Linked DNA regions of Homo sapiens: region 1 is linked to region 2. A link is an interaction called in ENCODE POLR2A ChIA-PET data of the cell type or tissue named here. Cell type or tissue: GM12878. All regions are shown on one strand.

Evidence for each region. ChIA-PET counts read pairs that join two places held together with the same protein. Peaks named below come from ENCODE experiments on the same cell type or tissue, not always from the same donor. Only the 100,000 strongest peaks of a DNase experiment are listed, where the experiment ranks them.
Region 1: POLR2A ChIA-PET joins it to region 2 with 8 read pairs; 14 of 35 experiments call an interaction of 5 or more read pairs at or near these places.

The regions. Positions count from the first base shown.
Region 1 is chr12:49,485,353-49,490,352 of GRCh38, reverse strand. SPATS2 (spermatogenesis associated serine rich 2) reads right to left here. Exons shown (of 14, transcript NM_023071.4): 5 at 780-888. Among named protein-coding and RNA genes, the nearest start is that of KCNH3, 51 kb to the left of the region's middle. In GM12878, no CTCF peak of the experiment used is centred here; a DNase peak (open chromatin) is centred at 2,492.
Region 2 is chr12:49,374,667-49,379,666 of GRCh38, reverse strand. The region is part of intron 2 of SPATS2 (spermatogenesis associated serine rich 2); the gene reads right to left. Among named protein-coding and RNA genes, the nearest start is that of SPATS2, 9.7 kb to the right of the region's middle. In GM12878, no CTCF peak of the experiment used is centred here; no DNase peak of the experiment used is centred here.

The sequences.
Region 1 (5,000 bases), 110 kb before region 2:
CAAGTGTGCCATCCTTTCCCCTCCAGTTACACACCCACCTTGGCTATGTTGTTTTGGAGACAGCTGCACATTACCCTAGACCAAAACACTAACATTATTTTTTAAAAAGATGAAGATAAAGAAAAACTTTACAACATTCAAACTTGTGCATCCTATGTTGGCAGATTCAGGAAAATAAAAACAGGGAGACCTAACCTCATGTTGCTATTCAAAGACGCAATAGCTTCAGATAGTTTTTCTCCAACAGGTTACATGGAAGGAAGGTTCATAAAACACTTCTCAATGTTATAAATCTGAAGGGTTGACTAAGCCTGCCATTCTTCTACGTATTAGATAAGGAAATTCAAACCCACACATTTGAGTCACTTGCCACAGCCAAACTAACGATATTAGAATCCGGAAGACAATACTGAGTCCTTGAATTTGCCATCTGTTGGTGAGCCACTGAATCACTGCTTTGTTATTAAGAGTCTCTTAAATTCTTATTCAACCCAAGTCCAATCAAGTCCCTTATACCACTGGCCACATGATTTCCTCTTAAATACCATTAGAGAACATTTAGCGTGAAACAATGGAGTTTTCTCAGCTTATCTCTTATTATAGACACCACATAGCTTATTTCAGCTGAAAGAGGTATCGTCAAATGTCATGGTATGTTATGTTTTCATGGGGTCTGCTCTATCATCTATGAATCACTGGATTGCTGAATGTTATAAAAGTCTGAAGCAAATTCTATTTGAGCAAATATAAATTTATTTTTAAAATTAAGTCAGGATTACCTTCCATGAATGCTTGTACTGTTTTGTCCACACAGTTATCAAAGTGCTGCAAAACCAGGATAATTTCATTGTTGCTCTTATTAGGAACTATTGCACGTACCGCATTTATCTGGAAAAGATGACAGGGTCATTTAATTCTAACATTAGTAGGTCACTAGGCAGCTGAGGCCTATACAGAGAATAATGAAAAGAGTGATATTTCATTTTTAACAATATGTATCACTCTTTAGTGTCAGTGACAGTACATACAAGCATCTCACTGGGAATGATTAATAGATGAGTGATAACAGCATGTGAAAAATTAATTTCAAAACTTAGAAATGCAGAACATTGCTAGAAATAGAAGTTATATGCTAGATTTCATATAAAGAAAAGGTGGTTTAATTTCGGTATCAGGTATTAATGTGGCATCAATATTCCCTCATTTTTAGCATACTGTAAAGAAAGGTGGAAAGGTAAATGAACTAGCAACAATAACAACTTAGATTTTTATGTAAGATTTTTTGAAACATATTTTACCTTGTATCATTTAACTGTAAAATAAAGATAATTTATACAAACAATTTAAATTATAAACTATGTTAGGCATATAAAACATAATGACACCCATTGCATGCCACTGAGTTTATTAAAACAAAATAAATATAATTGAAGCCCCCATGAACACCTAATAAGTCCTATTTCCCTTCTTCGTCTCGCTAGAGATTTCTACCCTGAACTTGGTATTATTTCCATACGTGCTTTTGCATTTTTATGATATGTGCATATATCCATAGGTAATATACACTATTATTTTGCACTACATAAATACATAAATATTATATCATATATATTTATCTTCAATTTGTTTTTTTCACATAGCATTATTGTTTTAGATTTTTTCTATGTTGATAAATGCATCTCTTATTTATTTATTTTGAGACAGTCTCGCTCTGTCACCCAGGCTGGAGTGCAGAGGTGTGATCTCGGCTCACTGCAACCTCCACCTCCCAGGTTCAAGCGATTCTCGTGCCCCAGCCTCCTGAGTAGTCAGGATTACAGGCATGTGCCACCACGTCCAGCTAATTTTTGTATTTTAGTAGAGATGGGGTTTTGCTATGTTGGCCAGGCTGGTCTTGAACTCTTGGCCTCAAGTGATCTGCCTGCCTCCACCTCCCAAAGTGCTGGGATTACAGGCTTTGAGCTACCGCACCTGGCCTGTATTTCATATTTTTTGAGACTAAAAATATATGGCTGGGCATGGTGGCTAGCACCTGTAATCCCAGCACTTTAGGAGGCTGAGGCAGGCGGATCACGAGGTCAGGAGTTCGAGACCAGCCTGACCAACATGGAAAAACGCCGTCTCTACTGAAAATACAAAAATTAGTTGGGCACAGTGACGCATGCCTGTAATCCCAGATACTCAGGAGGCTGAGGTAGGAGAATCACTTGAACCCGGGAGGTGGAGGTTGCAGTGAGTCGAGATCGCGCCATTGCATGGCAGCCTGGGCAGCAAGAGCGAAACTCCGTCTCAAAAAAAAAAATACAGGATGAAAAATAATATACATCATTTTAAATGTATAGCTGAACATAAGAAGTAAGGGAAATCCCTAGAGGGAACTAAAACCCAGAATAGTGAGCTTGAACTATTAATAGGTAACTGTGGCATGTTTTGCCAGTCTCAATAACACATGGGTTTTACCACATAGTGCCATTAAGCCCAGTAATGCCAGCACTTTTGGGAGGCTGAGGTGGGAGGATCCTTTGATCTCAGGAGTTTGAGATCAGCCTAGGCAACATAGTGAGACCTTGTCTCTACAAAAAATAAAATTAGCCGGATGTGGTGGCACATGCCTGTGGTCCCAGCTACTCAGGAGGGTGAGGCGGGAGGACTGCTTGAGCCTGGGAGGTTGAGGCTGCAGTGAGCTGAGATCACAACACTGCATTCCAGCCTGGGTGACAGCAAGACTGTCTCAAACAAAACCAAAAAACCCAAACAAAAAGATTGGAACTGAGATCTTATGTAAGCTTGCCGTTTTAAAAATATTGCACCTTCAGGGAAAGGGTGAACTAGAATAAATCTTCCCACTGACCGTTTTTTTATTTTTTGGAGGCGGAGTCTCACTCTGTCAAGGTTGGAGTATAGTGGTGAGATCTTGGCTCACTGCAACCTCTGCCTCCCAGGTTCAAGCAATTCTGTCACAGTCTCCCAGGTAGCTGGGATTAGAGACGTGCACCACCATGCCTGGCTAATTTTTGTATTTTTAGTACAGATAGGGTTTCACCATGTTGGACAGGATGGTCTCGAACTCCTGACCTCACTCAAGTGATCTGCCTGCCTCGGCCTCCCAAAGTGCTGGGATTACAAGCATGAGCCATCGCGCCTGGCCCCACTGACTTTTGAACACAATATTCTTACTGTGTGGGTTTAGAGAGATACATTTAAAGGGTAAAAGAATTGCAAATCTTAAATTTTATTCAATGGTTTTATCATTAGTAACATAGTAGTAATATTATACTGTAGGGTTCTTATTATTTTATGAGTATTATAAAAATAAAACAAATCAGTGAATAATGTTTTTAGGAACTAAAAATTTGGTTAAGAGAGAAGAAATACATGTTTAAAATAAGATGAGAAAAGATCTTTTAATAGTATATTTGAATTGAAGATGTCAATGTGAACTCATTTTTTAACAAAAAAAATCTCCTAGTTTCATCCACGAAAAAGTCTAAAAACAATGACTCCTCAATAGCAATAAGCACACCTAGCTCCTAGATACTGGTTTCTCTCTCTTTTTTTTCTTTTTTTTTTTTTTGACGGAGTCTCGCTCTGTCGCCTAAGCTGGAGTGCAGTGGCACAATCTCGGCTCACTGCAAGCTCTGCCTCCCAGGTTCACGCCACTCTCCTGCCTCAGCCTCCAGCCTGGGCAACAGAGGGAGACTCTGTTTCAAAAAATAAAAAAACCATACAAGTGAGAAGGTATACAGTCTGTAATTCAACGAAGGTTAATACATTTTTGAGATGAGCAACTTAGTATGTATCAATCACAGCAATGATCCCTAAAAAATGGAAGTTTAGGTAAAAATTACAGACTCTGCTGGATGCGGTGGCTCATGCCTGTAATCCCAGCACTTTGGGAGGCCGAGGTGGGTGGATCACGCAGGAGATTGAGACCATCCTGGCTAACATGGTGACACCCTCTCTACTAAAAATATAAAAACTTAGCCAGGCATGGTGGCACGCACCTGTATCCCCAGCTACACGGGAGGTTGAGGCAGGAGAATCACTTGAACCCGGGAGGCGGAGGTGTGCAGTGAGCTGAGATCACGCCACTGCACTCCAGCCTGGACGACAGAGTGAAATTCCATCTCACAACAACAGAAAACAAAACAACAACAACAACAACAAAAGGCACCAAACTTACAGACTCTACGATAAAGGTAAGATTCTGATAACTTAAAATACAAGTATTTATAGTACTCAACCACTGTACAGGACTCCATAGTCAACAATTTTTTTTTAAATAAGACAGAGAGGCCAGGTGCAGTGGCTCACGCCTATAATCCCAGCACTTTGGGAGGCCAAGGCAGGCAGATCGCCTGAGGTCAGGAGTTTGAGACCAGCCTGGCCAACATGACAAAACCTGTCTCTACTAAAAATATAAAAATTAGCCAGGCATGGTGGCAGATGCCTGTAATTCCAGCTACTCAGGAGGCTGGGGGATGAGAATCACTTGAACCCAGGAGGTGGAGGCTAAAGGGAGCCGAGACTGCGTCACTGCACTCCAGCCTGGGTGACAGAGTAAGACTCTGTCTCAAAAAAAAAAAAAAAAAAAAGAGAGCCCATAAAGCTTTTATGTTTTTCTCAGTACAGCTCGTTGACGGTTTCATTACTAAAACCACTTGGTTTTCTTCCAAAAGAATGCTCCTTAGATCTACTTCTGGCCAGGTGTGGTGACTATCCTAGCACTCTGGGAGGCTGAGGCGGGTGGATCACTTGAGGCCAGGAGTTTGCGATCACCCTGGCCAACAGGGAGAAACCCTGTCTCCACTACAAATACAAAAATTAGCTGGGCGTGATGATGCACGCCTGTAATCCCAGCTACTCAGGAGGCTGAGGCACAAGAATCACTTGAACCCAGGAGGCAGAGATTGCAGTGAGCTGAGATCGTGCCACTGCACTCCAACCTGGGTGACAGAGTGAGACTCTGTCTCGAAAAAACCCACAAAAGACCTATTTCG
Region 2 (5,000 bases):
TGGGCAACAGAGCAAGACTCCGTCCAAAAAAAAAAAAAAAAAATTGAACTAGATAGAGGTGATGGTTGTAGGACATAAAACGGTTAATTTTTGTTTTCTTTTTTTTTTTTTTTTTTGAGACGGATTCTCGCTCTGTCACCCATGCTGGAGTGCAGTGGCGTGATCGCGGCTCATTGCAACCTCTGCCTCCCGGGTTCACGCCATTCTCCTGCCTCAACCTCCTGAGTAGCTGGGACTACAGGCACCCGCTACCATGCCCGGCTAATTATTTTTTTGTATTTTTAGTAGAGACGGGGTTTCACCATGTTAGCCAGGATGGTCTCGATCTCCTGACCTCGTGATCCACCCACCTCAGCCTCCCAGAGTGCTAGGATTACAGGCGTGAGCCACTATGCCCGGCCAGTTAATTTTATGTTATATGAATTTCAACTCAAAAATAAAATCTGGGGCCAGGCGCAGTGGCTCACACCTGTAATCCCAGCACTTTGGGAGGCCGAGGTGGGTGGATCATGAGGTCAGGAGTTCAAGACCAGCCTGACCAACATGGAGAAACCCTGTCTCTACTAAAAATATTTTTAAAAATTAGCAGGGCATGGTGGCACATGCCTGTAATCCCAGCTACTGAGGAGGCTGAGGCAGAAGAATCACTTGAACCCGGGAGGCAGAGGTTGAAGTGAGCCGAGATCGCACCACTGCGATCCAGCCTGGTCGACAGAGGGAGACTCCATCTCAAAAATAAAATAAAATAAAATAAAAATAATAAAATAAAATCTGATGGGCACAGAGGCTCATGCCTATAATCCCAGCACTTTGGGAGGCTGAGGCCAGAGGATAGCTGAGCCTAGGAGTTCAAGACCAGCCTATGCAACATAGCAAGATCCTGTCTCTACAAAAAATTTTTACATTAGCCAGGCATGATGGCATCCACCTGTAGTCCCAGCTACTTGGGAGACAGAGGCAAGGGGATTGCCTGACCCCAGCAGGTCGAGGCTGCAGTAAGCCATGATCATGCCACTGCACTGTAGCCTAGGCGACAGGGCTAGACCCTGTCTCAAAAAAAAAATAAAATTGGCCGGGCGTGGTGGCTCATGCCTGTAATCCCAGCACTTTGGGAGGCCAAGGCGGGCAGATCATGAGGTCAGGAGATAGAGATCATCCTGACTAAAACGGTGAAACCCGTCTCTACTAAAAAATACAAAAAATTAGCCGGGCGTGGAGGCATGCGCCTGTAGTCCCAGCTACTCAGGAGGCTGAGGCAGGACAATCGCTTGATCCCGGGAGGCGGAGGTTGCAGTGAGCCGAGTTCGAGCCACTGCACTCCAGCCTGGGTGACAGAGTGAGACTCCGTCTCAAAAGAAGAATAAAATAAAATAAAATAAAATAAAATAAAATAAAATAAAATAAACATTAACTCAAAATAAATATCCCAGCACTTTGGGAGGCCGAGGCGGGCAGATCATCAGGTCAGGAGTTTGAGACCAGCCTGGCCAACATGGTGAAACCCCATCTCTACTAAAAATACAAAAATTAGCCAGGCATGGTGGCGAGCACCTATAATCCCAACTACTCAGGAGGCTGAGGCAGGGGAATCGCTTGAACCCTGGAGCTGGAGGTGGCAGTGAGCCAAGATCGTGCCATTGTGCTCCAGCCTGGGTGTCAAGAGCAAGATTCTGTCTCAAAAAATAAATAAATAAAATAAAACAAAATGCAACAATCATGACAACTCTATAGTAGGATTACTACTGCATCCATTTTACAGATACAGAAACATAGGCTCAGAGAAATTAAATGACTTGACCAAGGGAGTAGGTAGGGGAGTAGATTCAAAGCCAGATTTGTGTACTCAATGGCTTGTGCTTTTAACTAACATCTCATACAGCTTCCCTATTTTAATAAGTTAAAAGAAAAATATTGGAAATATTATACATAGAAATAACTATACTATCAATATTGGCCTGATCATATTATATATAGAAATATTATAACTATACTATCAATACTGGCCTGATCATAACTAACGCCATTCAGTAGATACACATTTCAGGCATCAGAAACTTCAGCTACCAAAAAGGTTAATAATATACTTGGGGCTATTTCACAATGGAAATAATTAGCCCGTACAGTGTGAAAGGATGATGTGTTCTCAGCTTTACTGCCCAATGAAAAATGTAATCATATAAAAATTGAATATAATCCTACTTAATGTTGCTGAAATGTTAAGATTTCAGGTAACAAGTAATCAGGATGAAAGTATCAAATATCCTTCCTTTTTTCAGAAGCTTTTTCATCAGGCTAGAGACCGAACACACATTTAGTAGTCGTTGTTACGCATTGTTCCCTGTGCTCCCAAATTACAATAATATCATATAATAATATCCTATAGTCTAATTTATAGGATCATCATAACATTATGGACTGGTAGGCTAATGACAAATGCCAAATATCAACTTTTAAAATTCCTAGATACAATACAACCTTTGAGTAATAACAGAGGTGAAAAACATTAACCAACTAAGCTTTGTTTAAAGCATTATCAACTTAAGAAATTAGACATTTCAACAAACCTAGTGTATTCAGTGTGTATATTCTAGATGAACAAAAAAAAGAAGAAAGAAAACCTCCTGTGTGCTGATAAGATTAACGAAACACTGGGCTGGGTGAGGTGGCTCATGCCTGTAATCCCAGCACTTTGGGAAACCAAGGCAGGCGGATCACAAGGTCAGGAGTTCAAGACCAAACTGGCCAAGATGGTGAAACCTGTCTCTACTGAAAATACAAAAATTAGCCAGGCACAGTGGCAGGAGCCTGTAATCCCAGCTACTCAGGAGGCTGAGGCAGGAGAATTGCTTGAATCCGGACAGCAGAGGTTGCAGTGGAGCTGAGATCGCACCACTGCACTCCAGCCTGGGCGACAGAGTGAGACTCCGTCTCAAAAAAAAAAAAAAAAAAAAAAAAAATCAACAAAACACCGGCCAGGTACAATGGTTCACACCTGTAATCTCAGCACTTTGAGAGGCCAAAGCCAATGGACTGCTTGAGGCCAGGAATTCAAGACCAGCCTAGGAAACATAGCAAGACCCTGTCTCTATAAAAAATTTAAAAATTAGCAGGGCATGGTGGTACGAGCCTGTACTCCCAGCTACTAGGGAGACTGAGGTGGGAGGATCACTTGAGCCCAGGATCTGGAGGCTGCAATGAGCCATGATCACATCACTGCACTCCAACTTGAGCGACGAAGCAAGACTCTGACTTAAAAAAAATCAGGGGCGGGCGTGATAGCTCAGGCCTGTAATCCCAGCACTTTGGGAGGCCGAGGCAGGCGGATCACCTGAGGTCAGGAGTTCAAGACCAGCCTGGTCAACATGGTGAAACCCCGTCTCTACTAAAAATACAAAAAATTAGCTGGGCGTGGTGGCGGGCACTTGTAATCCCAGCTACTCGGGAGGCTGAGGCAGGAGAATCACTTGAACCTGGGAGGCGGAGGTTGCAGTGAGCCAAGATTGCACCACTGCACTCCAGCATGGGCGACAGAGTGAAACTCCATCTTAAAAAAAAAAAAAAAAAAAAAAAAAAATCAGGCCAGGTGCAGTGGTTCATGCCTGTAATCCAAGCATTTTGGGAGGCCAAGACAGAAGGATCATTTGAGGCCAGGTGTTTGAGACCAGCCTGGACCCTGTCTCTATTTAAAAATTAGCAGTACCAGATGGTGAGCACCTGCATTCCCAGCTACTTGGGAGGCTGAGGCAGGAGGATCACTTAAGCCCTGGGAGGTGGAGGTTGCAGTAAGCCAAGATTGTGCCACTGCACTCCAGCCTAGGAGACAGAGCAAGACCCTGTCTCAAAAAAAAAGAAGTTTAAGCTACATGGCTGGCTTCATCTGCAGTGTTATGTCCCACCTACCATTCAGCTACAATACATTAACTTCCCGTCATTACATTAGTTACAGATGAGTTTCACTGTTTTCATCACATGTCACAAAGCTTCTTATGAAGGCATGCTATACAAAGGGCTCCTGCAGGACATGCAGGTAGATTACAAGAGCAATTTACTATAAAAATGTAACTAGATATCCAAACAAGGTAAGCAGAAGAGTCACTTCTGCCACACACTAATGTACATTTTGAATCATTTTTAACAGTAGGCCAGGAAGAGCCAGCAGTGGGCTAACCACACTGACATGCTATGATCAGAGACCAAGTGGATAATGTAAGGAAAAGTACTGCTCAACTACAGAGGGTAGCCTTAAAACAAAAGCAAGTTATTTAAAATAGGAAAGACTGCAGCTTTTACAAATTGGTCTTTTCAGTCCTATCCAGGTCAGTAAGAAGTAATATCATTGGCAGCATCTTCAAGTACAAAAGATATTTACTTATCTATCCTGGCTCATTCACAATCATATAATGGCCTCATCACAAACATCCTTCTCCTCCGTCCTAATACCCTTTAGCAAATTCTAAAGACCACTACCACCACACACACACACACACACACACACACACACACACACACACACACACACACACACTCCACAACTTGCAATCATACATCTTGTTAATTAAGTAATGTAAAAATCATCCTTCTTACCAGCAATCCAAGGTTGTTATTTATTATAGGATTTGGACTGCTAAGAATCCCTGTGTAACCCTTGGAGATCCCCCAAAACCTCCAATCAACCTATGCCTTTTTTTTTTTTTTTTTTTTTTTTTTTGAGACAGATCCTCGCTGTTTCCCAGGCTGGAATGCAGTGGCACAATCTCGGCCCACTGCAACCTCCGCCTGCCAGGTTCAAGTGATTCTCCTGCCTCAGCCTCCTGAGTAACTGGGATTACAGGCATGCACCAACACACCCGGCTAATTTTTGTATTTTTAGTAGAGATGAGGTTTCGCCATGTTGGCCAGACCGCTCTTGAACTCCTGACCTCAAGTGATCTGCCCGCCTCGGCCTCCCAAAGTGCTGGGATTACAGGCGTGAGCCACCGCACCCAGCCTTCAACTTATGT